Regions from separate parts of the Mus musculus genome. Here regions 2 and 3 are each linked to region 1. The links are chromatin loops, found by intact Hi-C in ENCODE. Cell type or tissue: heart. All regions are shown on one strand.

Region 1 (2,500 bases):
GTCAATTTGTTTTTTTTTTTTAAGATTTATTTATTATTATATGTAAGTATACTGTAGCTGTCTTCAGACACACCAGAAGAGGGAGTCAGATCTCGTTAGGGATGGTTGTGAGCCACCATGTGGTTGCTGGGATTTGAACTCAGGACCTTCGGAAGAGCAGTCGGGTGCTCTTACCCACTGAGCCATCTCACCAGCCCAGTCAATTTGTTTTTAAGATAGACTCTCTTATAGCCCAGGTTGCCCCTAAAGTCACAATGTAACCAAGAATAACCTGGAACTTCTATTTGAGTTAGTCCTACTATGTAGTCCCCCCTGGCCTCAAACCACAGAGATAGGCCTGACCCCGCCTCCCAAATGCCAGAAAGTGTGCACCCCCACACCTAGCTGACCTTGAACTTCGGAGTCTCTTCACTTTCCACCACCAAGCTTACAGGCTTGCACCTCCAGACCTAGTTTTTTTGTTTTGTTTTGTTTTTCCTTTCTTATTTATTTATTTATTTATTTATTTATTTATTTATTTATGATTCTTCAGCTGACAGCAAGAGTATCTATTGTACACGAGTTACACTTGGCCACAAGTGAGAACAGACCTAGTCCAGAATGCCAAAGGTCCAGGGCAGAGAGCCAGCCGGACTGTTTGGGTTATAAGAAAGGCAGTCATTTTCCCAGGTGATCTCGGCCAGATCACGTTCCAGGTCCACTGAGACTTACTACCGACAGCAGCATACAGATCAACAACTTGTTCCGGTGTCCTGGCCTTCGGCATCCCTTACCTCTCTGCTCCTGCAGGCTTCGTGGGTGCACAAGCTAATTTACTTGGACCTCTGCCTCTTCTTTCTTCTCTTCTCTTGCGCCTCAGCCTGCGCATTCATTCGCATTCTCTTCTTCCGCCACTTCCCTCTCGTGGCGCAGGAGTTTCAAAGAAGATGGCGCTAAGGCCGAGCCAAACCTAGTTTTTATAAGGGGCCTTGAAAGCGTACGAAGGAGCCACTACATTCTAGAGTCCTAAAAGGCACAACAAATGCCCTGAGCCCAGAAGCAAGCTACTCTCTTCTCAGACGTTGACAGCTCAGGGTTTGGGAGCCCGGGAGACGCCAGACAGAGAAGTGACGAGGGCCAGGAAGCCCAGGCTTGCAGTGAAGGAGTCCAGGGCTCCTTCCCTCCCTGAGAACTCCTCTATGTAATTCCCGTGCTTAGTCACATGGGGGTGACAGTGCATCAGGGAGGCCCTGCTCCTCTGAGTCAGCAAAAATAGAAAAACTAAGTGGGGCTGGAGACAGTGACTAAAAGCAATGAGTGCTCTTCCAGAGGACCTGGGTTCAATTCCCAGCACCCACATGGCAGCTCACAATTGTCTGTAACTCCAAGATTTGATACCCCCCCCCAAAAAAAAAAGAAAAGAAATTAAAAAAAAAAAGATTTGATACCCTTACCCGGACATACCAATGCACATAAAATAATAATAATAATTAATAAGCAGGAGCTAAAGGAGGGCTGGCTTATCAGGTAAAGATGCTCACCGCCAAATCTGATGATCTGAGTTGAGTCACTGGAACCCACACATTGGAGGGACAGATCAGACTCCTGAAAGCTGCCCTCTGACCTACACTGGTGCACACTCCCCTAAAAGAATTAAATAAATGGTTTGTTTTAGTGTCTTTTTTTTTTTTTTTTCGTTTTTCGAGACAGGGTTTCTCTGTGTAGCCCTGGCTGTCTCCTGGAACTCACTCTGTAGACCAGGCTGGCCTCGAACTCAGAAATCTGCCTGCCTCTGCCTCCCGAGTGCTGGGATTAAAGGCGTGCACTACCACGCCCGGCTCATAGTAGTATCTTTAGGTGACTCAGAGATCTACTGAGAATTCTTACCACATCCCAGTGACGGACAGTCCATTCAAATTCCCAACTGACAAGTCAGACAGCCTGCCCAAGATTACCCAGCCAGAATGTGAACCTGGTCAGGGTTGCTCCCAATCAGGCTGCAGCAGCTTCTGATCCTAGGCTCACAGTCCAGCTCCAGCCTCTGTCTGCCAGCATCTGGAGGCTAAGCTGCTTCAGCTGAGCTGGCAGAGCAGAGTTCTTCGTGGGGAGAGACATGCTTGCACAAGAGGTTGGGGGAGAGACTGTCTGTACCTCTGTTGTAGAAAGGCTGGTCTGAGGGGTGAAGCCTTTGCTTTCCCTCATATATACAGTTATGTGTGTGTTTATATATGTGTATACATACACATATATGTGTGTGTATACACATATGTATATGCATATGTGTGTATATATGTGTGTATACATATTTATATATTCTATGTATCTATGTATGATATATATATGTATATGTATATATACACACACACACACACACACACATATACATATATATTAGGCTTTAGAACAGAGGTTCTCAACCTTCCAAATGCTGCATGCAACCCTTTAATACAGTTCATTTATGGTATGGTGACCCCAACCATAAAATTATTTCCATTGCTACTTCATAACTGTAATTTTGCTA
Region 2 (2,500 bases), 110 kb after region 1:
GAATGCAATGGTAGACCATAATCTGAAATTGTAAGCTAAAATAAACCCTTTCTTTTATAACTTGCTTTGTTAGGAAATTTTGTCGCACAAACAAGAAATAAAAGTAAGATACTACTTGAGGATTTTTTGTGGGTGCTTGTAGAAGTAAGGTCAGTCCTTTCAGTGACAGAGTTTACTTTTTTAGTTTTGTTTTGAGGCAGGGTCTCTCTATGTAGTCTTGGCTGTCTTGAGACTTACTTTATAGACCATGCTAAACCTCAGATTTACCTGTCCGCTTTCTGACTGCTGAGATTAAAGGTGTATAAAGCTATGTTTAAAGTTCGTTTTTTGTTTTTCAAGACGAGAGTCTGCAAAAAAAAAAAAAAAAAAAAAAAGCAGGGCAAGATGGCGCACGCCTTTAATCCCAGCACTCGGGAGGCAGAGGCAGGTGGATTTCTGAGTTCGAAGCCAGCCTGGTCTACAAAGTGAGTTCCAGGACAAAGTGAGTTCCAGGACAGCCAGGGCTAAACAGAGAAACCCTGTCTCAAAAAAAAACAACCAAGCCTTGTAGACCAGGCTGACATTGACCTTAGAGGTCCACCTGCCTCTGCCTGCCTCCCAAATACTGGGTTTAAAGGTATAGGCCACCCTTTCCCAAAACAAAGGTATCTGTTTATAGCATTTTACGTCAGCCTACAAAGCCAGGTGTGGTAGAGTATGCCTGTAATCCCAGCACTTGGAAAGTGAAGGCAAAAAAATTAAGAGTTGGGGGCTGGTGAGATGGCTCAGTGGGTAAGAGCACCCGACTGCTCTTCCGAAGGTCTGGAGTTCAAATCCCAGCAACCACATGGTGGCTCACAACCATCTGTAAGAAGATCTGACTCCCTCTTCTGGAGTGTCTGAAGACAGCTACAGTGTACTTACATATAATAAATAAATAAATCTTTAAAAAAAAAAAAAAATTAAGAGTTGAAGGTTCTTTTTTTTTTTTTTTTTTTTTACAAAAAAGACATAGCTTCTTTTTTTTTTTTTTTTTAAAGCATCTGTAGCTGTTTTCAGATGCGCCAGAAGAGGGCATCAGATCTTATTACAGGTGGTTGCAACTAAGGACCTTTGGAAGAACAGTCAGTGCTCTTACCCACCGAGCCATCTCGCCAGCCCTGAAGGTTATTTTCTATTAAATAGTAAATTGTAGGTTAATCTGATGACTCTGTCTCAGGAAGGGAGGGAGAGAAGGAAGGACAGGGGGGAAGAAAAAGTGTGCCTATTATGTACAGTTTTAGTATTTTATCTCTTACTTGGCATTTGTAGTCCTCATCTTGCCGTGTTTTCGTTTGTTTGGTTTGGTTGGTTTTGGTTTTTTGGTCATTTATTTGCTGAAGCTTTGACTGTCCTGTTGAATTTTCTACCCTCTAAATTTGATTGGTTGCATGTTTAATATGTTCCTCTAACTTGTTCCTCTGTTTTCTGTCTTCAAAAAATTTATTGAGGACTGACGAGATGGCACAGCAGTTAAAAGCATTGACTGCTCTTCCAGAGGTCCTGAGTCCAATCCCCAGCAACCACATACAATTATCTGTAATGGGATCTGATACCCTCTTCTGGTGTGACAGTGACTGTGTATATTCACATATATAAAATTTTAAAATTTATTCATTCGTTCAGTGCATACATGTGCCACAATCCCTGTATGGAAGTCAAGAGAACAATTTTATGGGTGTTAATTCTCTACTATATAAGTCATCAGGATAGAGAAACACTTATGCCTACTGGGACCTCTAGGCATCTGCTTGTTTCCTGTATCTCCTACGATATAGTTGCATCTAGAGCCTGGGCTTGACGAAAATTGTTTCTCTTTTAATAGGAATGCTTGGTAGATGGTATACTAGACATCCTGTTACGTCATACCAATAAGCATGTATCTGATCAGATTGTGCACTTATTAAGTAAGATACTAAAGTTGTTCATTTGTTAGGGTAGGTTTTTCAGTTTGGTAAATTTTATAAAGCTCTTCACTAACACAGAATGCCTAGATTGGGATAGCATCTTGTAAAAGTATTAATTTGTTGCCTTTTCTTTTTCCCAGGAATCCATACCTGTTTTGTATGTAAGCAGAGTGGAGAAGATGTGAAAAGGTGCCTTCTACCCTTATGTGGGAAATTTTACCATGAAGAGTGTGTCCAGAAGTACCCACCGACTGTCACACAGAACAAGGGCTTCAGGTGCCCCCTCCACATTTGTATAACCTGCCATGCTGCTAATCCAGCCAATGTATCTGCTTCTAAAGGTATGGATTTTTTTTTTTTTAATATAAACCAATCTATTTCTAAGACTTGCGTTAATTTGGCAGGAGTTATTTTCAAGTGCAGTCTGGAACATTTCTTCATAGCCTCAGGTAAATTAGCAAGGCTTTGGCCTAGGGAATGATGAATTCCGTCTTAGCATGTGGTATACTATGGAGTTTCCAGCTGGCAGTTTAAAATAGTACGGTATCATAGAATTTTGTTTGAAGACAACTCCT
Region 3 (2,500 bases), 76 kb after region 1:
TGTTTTTGTTGAGACATAGTATCTTGCAGCCGAAACTGCCCTCAAACTCTTTTATAGCCAAGAATGACGTTGAATTCTTAATTTTTCTGAGTCCAGAATTAAAGGAATCGCTACTGTACCATTGTATTATGGTGCTGGATGGTGAACCATGGCTTCATCAGTGCTCAGCAAGCACTGTCAATTGAGATAAATTCTCAATCTTCAATTTTCTAGAAGAGGAAACATGGTAATATATTGGCACAATTCAACATTTAAAAGATACAGAAAATTAATACTTTTTGGATCCCTCAGCAGTTCAGTCTGTTTTCCAGATATATCCTGTGGTTTCTTGCTGTCATATTAATGATAACTATTAAATTATACGTTATTTTTCTTACTGGTTGCTGTAATTTGTTAAATCTTCCCTTTATTAAATGTCTAGTGTTTTTGAAAATTTAGCATCTCCTATGGTCAGTAACCTTAAAATACTTCTTTGTCTCTTTAGAATTAGGAGCATACATTGTTCATAGCCCTTTCCTGGATTATTGGGTATCTGTTTGACAATGCATCTCAGCTCTAACTTGTACTTCTTAATTGTTACATTAAGCATTTTATAAGCAGGACAGAAAAAGGAAAGCTTGCATTCCATTAGTATTTTTTTTTAAGATTTATTTATTTTATGCATATGAGTACACTGTACCTGTCCTCAGACACAGCAGAAGAGTGTATCTGATCCCATTACAGATGGTTGTAAGCCACCATGTGGTTGCTGGGATTTGAACTCAGTACCTCTGGGAGAGCCATCATTGCCCCCATCAGTATTTTTCTAAAATTCATTCTAACCATCACTTTTAATTCTATCCCCATTTAGAACCTAGTTAAAAATGTTTGGAATTTTATAAACGAGCTATATGTATATAGAATTCAAGCTACTCAGTTCCTGCTTGTTCTGGCCCAAATATTTCTTTATTATTATACATTTAAGTACACTGTAGCTGTCTTCAGGCATGCCAGAAGAGGGCGTCAGATCTCATTACAGGTAGTTGTGAGCCACCATGTGGTTGCTTGGATTTGAACTCAGGACCTTTGGAAAAGTAGTCAGTGCTCTTACCCACTGAGCCATCTCTCCAGTCCATCTCACCAACTCCTACAAAATCTCTTAATGTGAATAAAATTGTTTCATTAGCTTAATGTTTACCTTTGTTGTTGGAATTTACAGTACATTTTTACTAATTTATAGAAGCATGCCTCTACTGTGACTAAAGGCATGTGCTACCAAGGCAACCTGAGACCTAGAAATGTTAATGTATTGTTGTACATGATTTTGATGAGGAGTAGTGCATGCGATTTGCAGAAACCTGAAGGTATCCAGTATCCAATCTTCGGCATCTACAGGCTTTTTGGTTTGTCTCAAAGAAGTGCTTAGCTAAAGAACTGAAGCTTCTGTGGGGGAGAGATGACTCAGAGGTCCTGAGTTCAATTCCCAACAACCACATGGTGGTTCACAACCATCTGTAATGAAAAATAGTGCCCTCTTCTGGTCTTCAGGCATACATGTAGGAGAATGCTGTATACATAATGAATAAATAAATCTTTTTTTTTTTTTTTTTAAAGAACTGAAGCTTTTCTTGAGTATTTTCAATGAGAAAAGCAAATATCTACTGTATAATGGGAACAGCATCCTCACAAAGAAAGGGAACAAGAAAGCTTTGAGACCTAGGTGAGAGGGATCCAGCGCTGACCCAGGAGCTTTCTTTAGTAAAGAGAACCCAAGGATTGTAGAGTGGACAGACTGATTTTTATCATGGCTTACCCTACTTAATAACAGTGAGTTTGAAAACTCACTTTCCCTTTCTGAGCTTTAGTTGCATTATTTATAAAATGGAAATACCAGTTTCTGCTTGGCATGTTGAACTGAGAATTTGAGATCCTTGAGTGTTAAGTAGTTGGAAATAGTGAATTCATGTTGTTTCCCAACATGTTCTTAACATGTTCCTTCACATTAGAAATAAATGTTATTAGTATTATGAAACTTGAATGTCTAGTGGGGAATTTATCAAATTATAATCTATTATAGTTGCTTCAGAGCATAAAGTTATGAGTATGAATGTGTATACTTATTCCTAGGCATGTTTAACCAAGACACAGCTTCAATGGTTAGCATGCATGGTTCATTGTAGACAGAACATCATCGTGGCAGCAGGAACGTGAGACAACTTTGCTACATTGGTTGGGCAATTTCTCTACTTTGGTTCATTTATAGGTATATATTATGTAACATAAAACAGTAAGAAAAATTCTGTCTTTTTGTTTGTTTGTTTGTTTGTTTTATTTTTAGTTTTTTCGAGACAGGGTTTCTCTGTATAGCTCTGGCTGTCCTGGAACTCACTCTGTAGACCAGGCTGGCCTCGAACTCAGAAATCCTCCTGCCTCTACCTCCAAAGTGCTGGGATTAAAGTCGTGCGCCACCACACCCGGCTCCCAAAAGGGTTTCTTATCAAGAAGAATATCAGATGTTTGC

The links. Hi-C counts contacts between places; a loop is a spot of excess contacts. Peaks named below come from ENCODE experiments on the same cell type or tissue, not always from the same donor. Only the 100,000 strongest peaks of a DNase experiment are listed, where the experiment ranks them.
Region 2: it touches region 1 in a loop (2.5-fold over the local background); 2 of 42 quality-filtered maps call a loop at or near these places.
Region 3: a loop joins it to region 1, with 5 times the contacts of the local background. A loop is called at or near these places in 2 of 42 quality-filtered maps.

Annotation. Positions count from the first base shown.
Region 1 is chr13:55,181,619-55,184,118 of GRCm38, forward strand. No RefSeq gene overlaps it. Among named protein-coding and RNA genes, the nearest start is that of Nsd1, 27 kb to the right of the region's middle. In heart, a CTCF peak has its summit at 1,183; a DNase peak (open chromatin) is centred at 1,153; H3K4me3 peaks cover 749 bases; H3K27ac peaks cover 745 bases.
Region 2 is chr13:55,287,990-55,290,489 of GRCm38, forward strand. Nsd1 (nuclear receptor-binding SET-domain protein 1) reads left to right here. Exons shown (of 23, transcript NM_008739.3): 13 at 2,066-2,266. Among named protein-coding and RNA genes, the nearest start is that of Rab24, 33 kb to the right of the region's middle. In heart, a CTCF peak has its summit at 1,069 (motif pointing right); no DNase peak of the experiment used is centred here.
Region 3 is chr13:55,257,331-55,259,830 of GRCm38, forward strand. The region is part of intron 5 of Nsd1 (nuclear receptor-binding SET-domain protein 1); the gene reads left to right. Among named protein-coding and RNA genes, the nearest start is that of Nsd1, 49 kb to the left of the region's middle. In heart, a CTCF peak has its summit at 1,525 (motif pointing left); no DNase peak of the experiment used is centred here.